2 separate regions of the Homo sapiens genome follow, and region 2 is linked to region 1. The links are chromatin contacts, found by Hi-C or POLR2A ChIA-PET in ENCODE. All regions are on one chromosome and are shown on one strand. Each heading gives the region's core, a stretch centred on a gene start or an enhancer-like site at or near the end of the contact. The rest is flanking DNA. Distances are from core to core; before and after follow the strand shown.

Region 1 (3,798 bases), core at 1,263-3,762:
CGTGCGGAAGGCTTTTGTTTGTCATGTGTCTGAGCTCATAACTGGCTTGTAGTGTGATAATTTGAGCCAAAGTTGGAGATTAGAAGGGAAAAGTAAATTAAATCATGCAAAATCTTATAAAATTATAATAAATGATTTTTCCTTAACAGTTCATCATTTTAAATTTAGACTATAATATTTTTAATGTAATATAAAACTAACTATATTTGTATACTACAGGATTTTATAATAGCTAAGATTTAAAAATGTTAAACAGTAAATATTTTGCTATATAAAAAGAGCTTGGGCCAGGCCCAGTGGCTTATGCCTGTAATCCCAGCACTTTGGGAGGCCATAGCAGGCAGATCACCTGAGGTCAGGAGTTCGAGACCAGCCTGGCCAACATGGTGAAATCCCGTCTCTACTACAAAAAATAAAAAATTAGCTGGGCATGGTGGGGCGTGCCTGTAGTCCCAGCAACTCAGGAGGCTGAGGCAGGAGAATCGCTTGCATCCTGGAAGAGGTTGCAGTGAGCTGAGATTGTGCCACTGCACTCCAGCCTGTCCGACAGAGTGAGGCCTCATCTCAAAAAAAATAAAATAAATAAATAAATAAATAGAGCTTGGATGTTAGCAGTCAATCAGGATGATGCATAACTTAGAAAAAATGATGTTTTGCAGGAGTAATCCTGTAGCAGCCATTTGTGTACATGAACATTATGAAAACATTTGCTGTCATATTTAAAGTCAATTATAAGACAATTTTTGGTAACTAAATGTCTAAAATCGAGTTATTTGTTATGGGTTTATGCACTTTAAAATATACCATTTAATTGAAAGGCAGTATACTTCTCATGTTTTGTTGGCTTGTTTCATTAATATTAGAAATGTTCATTTCATCTCTTAAAAACCGTGATAAGTTATATCTACTAGTGATGTAAGGATATTTTACATAGAAAAAAAGGGGAAAATAGCTGCTGTTAGTATTTCAGAAAATGGTGAATTACATATATAACTTGTTTTTATAATTATTAATAAAATTTTAAGTTTTTAAGATGCACTTTACAATATTTTTGCTCCTTTAAAAATCCCTCATTTGTTATACCATTATTCTAAGAATTCAAAAGAAATGAACACTTCTTTAAAATCTATACTATTAACAAGATCCCTTAATATTAGCTTAGTTTTAGAGGGTGATAGTGAGGTGAGTACTGAATATGACCACTAGCCAACGGTAAAGTACAAAAGAGTTGTCCGAGATTGTAAAAGAAATAAAAAATATCAGTACTAATTAAAGCAGGATTCGTACTTAAACATTGAATAAGTGTATTTTAACAATGAAGATAAAGATGCATTATTTATGAAGATCCTTTGCCATTCAAAAAGGACCTAACAGTTGCTGCAGGAATATTTTTGTAATCTGGGCACTGAGTATGATAATTAAAGAATGAGAAACCTATAGAACTATATATTTTTTCTCTTATGCATCACTCATAAGACACTGCTAACATAAAAGGAACTAAGTACTGTGGTTGAGGAATCCCGTCTCATTCTCAATTAACCTCTATGAGAAAACAATACAACAGATTTCATATAGTAGCTTAGAAGTTTACATTGATTTTTTCCATGTACTATGATTTTGTAGAATTCCTTAAATCCAATCTAGAATGCGTAACTTATACTTTACTTATCTTTATCGTTGAAAGCAGACAGACAAGATAATCTTCTTCCCTAAATAAGCTTTCCTTTTCTCCTTTTCTCCCCAATTCAGTCTATTCCTTGCATCTCTGATCATGAGATGGCAGAACAAAAACCACTAAAAAAAGCTTAAACAGTGGGTTTTTCAATGTCTCTCTTTAGGATTTTTGCTGGGTAAAAGCCTGTTTTACGCGTGGAATGCACACCTCCGGCCAACGGAGACTCCTGTACAAATCTACATCGGCGATCTAGGTTCCAGCCCCGATCCGCCGAGGCCGCGCCCCGCGTTCGCGCGCCCCCTGCCGGCGAGGCCCTGGGGCCCCAGCTACCTGGATCGCGCGCCTCCCGAAACGGTTGACTCCGTTGGGATCCGCGCCGGCTTCCAGGAGCTGTCGCACCTTCTCCACTAGTCCCCGCGCCGCGGCGCTGGCCAGACCCTCATCGCTGCCGCCCCCACTGGGCATGCCCTTGTTCTCCTCGCGCATTCCGCAGCCCCCAGACGCGCAGCGGCCCGGATAATCCACCGTTGGCCGTAAACTTAACGACACTCTTCCCTTCTTTCCCACGCTGCTCCGGCGCACTCTCTCCTTCCTAGGAGACCTGGGCTCAGCTTCATTACCCTCCCGTCGTCCTTCTGCGGCTTGGGGCCCCGTGCAGTGGCCGAGCGGCCGGTCGTTAGCTCCGGGCTTTTCCTGGCGCTCAAGAACCAGCGGGCGCGCCTGGATTGCTTCTGGGAAAAAGCGCCTAGCGCGGACGCAGCCGAGCTCAAAGCCGCTCTGGCCGCAGGGTGCGGACGCGTCGCGGAGTCCTCACTGCCCCGCCTCGCTCTGGCAGAGTGGGGAGCCAGCCGGCAAAGAATTCCGTTTTCAGCTGGGCCAAGGGGCCGGCGTCTCCCCACCCCCTTAGGCTCCGCCCCCTGTCCGCTGTGATCGCCGGGAGGCCAGGCCCGGGCCGACGCGTCACGAGGGCGGGGAAGCCTGCCCAAAGATGCTAGGACGCATGCGCCAGAGACTGGGCCAGGGAGCCGCCAGGAATGCTGGCTGCACTGCTCGCTGGATGTCCAGTAAAGCCAAGGCTAATATTTTGGGAATGTTCACCACTGCCCTCAGCTCCTAATCCCCAGTAGGCGGAGCAGAGGATTTCTGTTCCTTCAGCCAGCCAGTTGGTTTCACTGTGGAGACGTTGGTGGCTCCCTTGTGACCGAGAGAAAGTCATTCAAAATAACTCCGTGTTTCTTAAGATGTCTGAAAGCGACAGCTCTGCACCTGTCATACAAGTTAAATTCATCCCCAGGCAGTACTTGGGCTTCACAAGTTTCATAACTTGTATCAAACTTAGCAATTTTCTCTTGGATGTGTCTTTCTGTTTGAATTAGTCAACCATAAAAATAGAGAAAAATCCCGAGAATCATGTTTTGCGTGTGCTTTTTAATTCTTTCCATTTTTGCATTATGGATACAACCCTTAAAAGAGAAAAAAACTAGTTCGAGATTGAGAGTGGCAACCTGGCACACATAAGACAAAAAAAAATTATACTTTAAGAATCTGAGATCCCAGTTTCATCATATTTGTACAGTAAATCTTTGTTTGCACTCTTACCTATTTAAACCCACTTTGTCAGGTATCTTATTTTTATTTATCATGAGTAATAAAGGAAATTTATGCAGTAATAATGAAACATCATAAGAGAGGGGTGTGGTGCTGGGCTTGTCATTAAACAGGCTGAACCTGTCATTAAATTCTCTTCTGAAGATTTAAATGCCAAGTGCTTTTTTTCCCCTTCCTAATCTTCCTAGGTGAGTTTGAATCAACATTTATTACTTAAAATATTTAAAACATTTCAGCGGATGCTACATTGGATAGGAAGAGAACCGCAAGTTATGGATTTGTTGCCTAAAAACTTTGGTGAGGAACTGCATAAGTGGACCTCTCCTAAAAGTGAACAATTTTTGTTTACAGAATCATTTTGGTTCGGAGTGCTGAGGAAGACAAAGTCTTAACAGGAGGGCAATTGCTTGTGTATTGCAAAATGAGAGTCTTCACATGTTTTTTTTAGGATACCTTAGCTCTGACTCCTCATCCCCCAAATCCCTGTAGAATTAAAAAAAGCTCTTTCTTTTAAA
Region 2 (3,772 bases), core at 1,166-3,665, 200 kb after region 1:
AATTTGGGATTGCAACTGACTTGCAGGATTTCAGACAATGCAAAGGCAAAGTCTAGTCTATTCCTGGAAGAAAAATCATGGGATGGGGAGACCTTTTTTATCTATGCCACTTTTTAACCTTTTTTTGGAGGTACTGGCAGTTATAGCCACATAATTCTATTAGGCCATCGATGGCTGGGTCTAGATCTGTGACTTTCAAATTAGGTCTTAATAGGGTTGGAATAGGGTTATAGTGGTGTCCATTGTAAATTGGTTCCTAAAATTTTATTTATGTCCCATCTACTCCTTTAACAAATATGCCTTAAGCACTTACTATGTGAGGGACTCTGTGTTAATTCTTGTCAAGAGATATAAAAATGTATAGTCTTGGCCGGCGCGGTGGCTCACGCCTGTAATCCCAGCACTTTGGTAGGCCAAGGTGGGTGGGTCACGAGGTCAGGAGATCAAAACCATCCTGGCTAACACGGTGAAACCCCGTCTCTACTAAAAATACAAAAAATTAGCCGGGCATGGTGGTGGGCACCTGTAGTCCCAGCTACTCGGGAGGCTGAGGCAGGAGAATGGTGTGAACCCGGGAGGCGGAGCTTGTAGTGAGCCTAGACTGTGCCACTACACTCCAGCCTGGGCGACAAAATGAGACTCCATCTCAAAAAAAGAAAAAAAAAAGTGTAGTCTTGCATGCCTCTTTATCACCTGTCAAGGGTGATAAGTTTAAAACAATTTTTTTCCTCTGGGATTTGAAGATTTTCTCCTGTTTCTTTTCTTCACTATTTCTTAAGATGAGAGTCTCTATGTCCTGTGAATATGTAATAAGCAAAGAACAAAAGTAGTTTTCTGACCTTTAACTGTTTCAGAATAGTTTTGAATATATTAGTTAAAATAGCATAATATTATGTCTTCAACATGAATACAATATCTTAAATTTCATGAAACATGGCACACACTTGTTCTGTGTAGTAACTGTAATAAGGCAGACATCGTTAAATGCCCTATTTTGTAGATGGTGACTCAGAGGTCAAGTAATTTCATTATGACTGGCCAAGTGGCAGAACCTGAACTGGAAAGGGGAGTGTGGTGCCCTTTCCATTGCTTTACATTTCCTTGTAAATGTCAAGAGCAGCTGAATGTTAGTATTCTTTTCAAACTGCAAAGTGACTTTTCAGCAATTGGGGTTGTTGTTTGAAATGTTTTTGAATGGCTTGTCTTCTATCTTTCCCTCATAGGAAAAGAAAAATACGACACATAGCCATGATTGAAGACGTGTACCTTCATCTGAGAAGACATCTGCAAATATTCTGGTCACTATTAAACTATATCCAATTTTTAAGTTGTTTATTTTTAAGTGAGGGCTGTTTTTATAGATAAAGTTTAAAAAGTCTGGCATTGTTGACATATATTTTACATTAACCTTTGCTTTTGGAAGAACCAGATATTCCCAATGTTAGTGTAATCGATCGTATTTTTTTGATTGTTATGTGGCAGTTGCATGTATTACGTTTTTAAGTTGTCATAATAACCTGGTGAGAGAAGTACTATTATTATTTGACTTTTGTAGATGAGAAAATTGAGAGACAGAAAAGTTAAGTGACTTGCCCAAGTTTATACAGCTAGCAAGTAGAAAAACTGAGATTTAAACTCGGGATGGACTTGTTCCAGAGCCCATGTTTTTAACCACAGCATTATACTGACCCGTCTTGGCACTGCACTGATGAGGTGTGTGATCTTTCTTAGGTCACCTAATGGTTTTGGTTTTCAGATTCATTTATGAGAAGGAGAATGCATGGGATAATTTATTTTCTGAGCAGTATTCCTTGTATGCTTACATGCCTTTATTTAGTCCTCACAAGAACCCTAGACATAGATAGAATTATTATCATCCTTATGTTACATATGGGAAAATTAGAACTTAGAGAGTTCAAGTAACTGCTAAAGGTGACATAATCGGTGTAAGAACTGGGAATCACCGCCAAGATTTCAATCACTATGCTTTACTGTCTTTCCTTTTTAGGGGCTTATGCTGCCGTCAAATTCTTTACATTGAATCCTGGCTTTTTATTTTAGAGTCATAATGGCAATATGTTTGTTTCATAAAACCTTTCATTTAGAATTCATCCAAGAAGTGACTTAGTCTACTTATGGCTGCAAATACTGGGGAGCCATTAGCACAGTGACAGCAATCTTAACAATGAAACATTGTGCTATTAATATTATATTATTATTTTTTTGAGGAGTCACATGTGTAGCAAACAGGATGTAACCGGACATGTCAGGCAAGCTGTTGCTAACCCTGAAGACTACAAGGGATTAAATTCTCATTATTCCTCAGAGTTAGTCCCCAAATATCTGTGTATGTTCAGTTTCTTCAGTTTGGCAGGAAGTTTTAAAGAACTAAACAGCATGCCCTTCCGCCTGTGGCATATTCATAAGCTATTTTTGGGTGAGTCATCGGAATTCTGTGGTTTGTATCCTGAAGGGGGAGAGGAGACACTGTATGTTTAGCCTTTTTTTTTTTTTTTGAAACAGCTAGTTGAAAAAAAAATTCTTTGATAAAAGTTCAACATTAGGTAAGAAATATCTGCGGCAGGATCTTTCCATTGTGATAAATATTCCTCTCATGTTCACATCTCTGGGAATATTATACAAGTTTAATTATTTGACCTGTGCATATTCATGGCTTGACCTAGTGCACACAGAAGCTCTGGTCTGGTGTTTAGCTGAGGCAATTCATGGGGAATAAACAACTGGCTAAATGAGTCTTCTTCTGTCCTTGGAGTCTGCTCCCTAATGTCAAATCAATGCAGTAAGCTGGATAGAGTTGTGGACATTTATGAAAACACAAAGACCAAGCCAAACCTTTTGAGGCCTGTTAGGTAATATAACTAATACTGTAATTGTGGGTTATGATTAAATATTTGTAATGGTAAAAAAAAGAAGTGGGTGAAAATTGACAGTCTTTTTCTTTGTAACAACAAGAGAGCCTAAGAGGGAATTCCAGTAATTAATACATATTTTCCTATCTCATCAGGAAAAGGAGCTGATTGTTAATGGAAGAAGGAAGAAATACAAGTTTGTTGGGTATTTAGTATATGCCAGACGCTGTACTAGGGCTCAAAAAAAATTCCATAGAGACCATTTAGATCTGGCGAACATACTACTTTCAGAAACTGAAGCGAGTTTGTGGTCTACAGCATCAGTAGTCCATAAGACAGAGATTTAAGAAAAGAAATGGTGGTATTTAACACCCCTGTTCAATTATAGTTATCCATATGATATGACTGACTGATTTGTGACTGTCAACAGACGTATTCATAGAGGACAATTTCAAGTTAATCTTCAAAATGGGAGAGTTAAATTATTTTTAAAAAATAAAGAGTGACTACTGTTTGGTCCTTGAAATGATGTTAGGTGGATCATGAATTAGGCATTAAATGGCATTAAAACACATAATGAGAAAATTCTCTCTTTTTAATTCCCTTTCAGTTTTCTGAGTATGTCAAGCAGGAAGTTTCAGTGTGGTGTTAGTGAAATGTTAGCTCTTCTCAGGGCAGGCAACATCTCCCTTCATAACACTCCTTTTTAGAGTTACATTTTATTATGTTTTATTTCTGGCAAGTGAAATTGGTTTCCATTTATATGGAGTAGATATTAAAAATGTATTCATATGAAATATTAATTGATTTAAAAATATTAACTAAATAATACATGTAGTGAGCTGAATGGGCAATGGGACACCACCCTGAAGAAATTATCCACTGTGTAAAACTTCACAATT

What was found. Hi-C counts contacts between places; a loop is a spot of excess contacts on that map. ChIA-PET counts read pairs that join two places held with the same protein, here RNA polymerase II (POLR2A). Pooled maps may share reads with other maps.
Region 2: a map of endothelial cell of umbilical vein shows a loop between it and region 1 (3-fold over the local background). The contact joins the enhancer-like site here to the promoter of CDKN2B in region 1. A Hi-C loop is called at or near these places in 4 of 168 maps with a recorded cell type or tissue (HCT116, PC-9, chondrocyte and 1 more) and 5 of 50 pooled maps. POLR2A ChIA-PET finds 5 or more read pairs at or near these places in 6 of 52 experiments (AG04450, Caco-2, HCT116 and 3 more).

The regions. Positions count from the first base shown.
Region 1 is chr9:22,006,793-22,010,590 of GRCh38, forward strand. CDKN2B (cyclin dependent kinase inhibitor 2B) reads right to left here and starts at 2,513. Exons shown (of 2, transcript NM_004936.4): 1 at 2,006-2,513. The coding sequence starts at 2,161. All of the region lies in intron 1 of CDKN2B-AS1 (CDKN2B and CDKN2A antisense cis and trans regulatory RNA 1), which reads left to right. RefSeq lists a silencer at 1,855-2,054.
Region 2 is chr9:22,209,441-22,213,212 of GRCh38, forward strand. No RefSeq gene overlaps it. Among named protein-coding and RNA genes, the nearest start is that of CDKN2B, 200 kb to the left of the region's middle. Within about 2 kb of position 2,416, at least 5 of the 41 ENCODE cell types and tissues checked have a DNase peak (open chromatin) inside an H3K27ac peak, as active enhancers do; they include HCT116, PC-3, PC-9 and 1 more, where a contact is called at or near this core.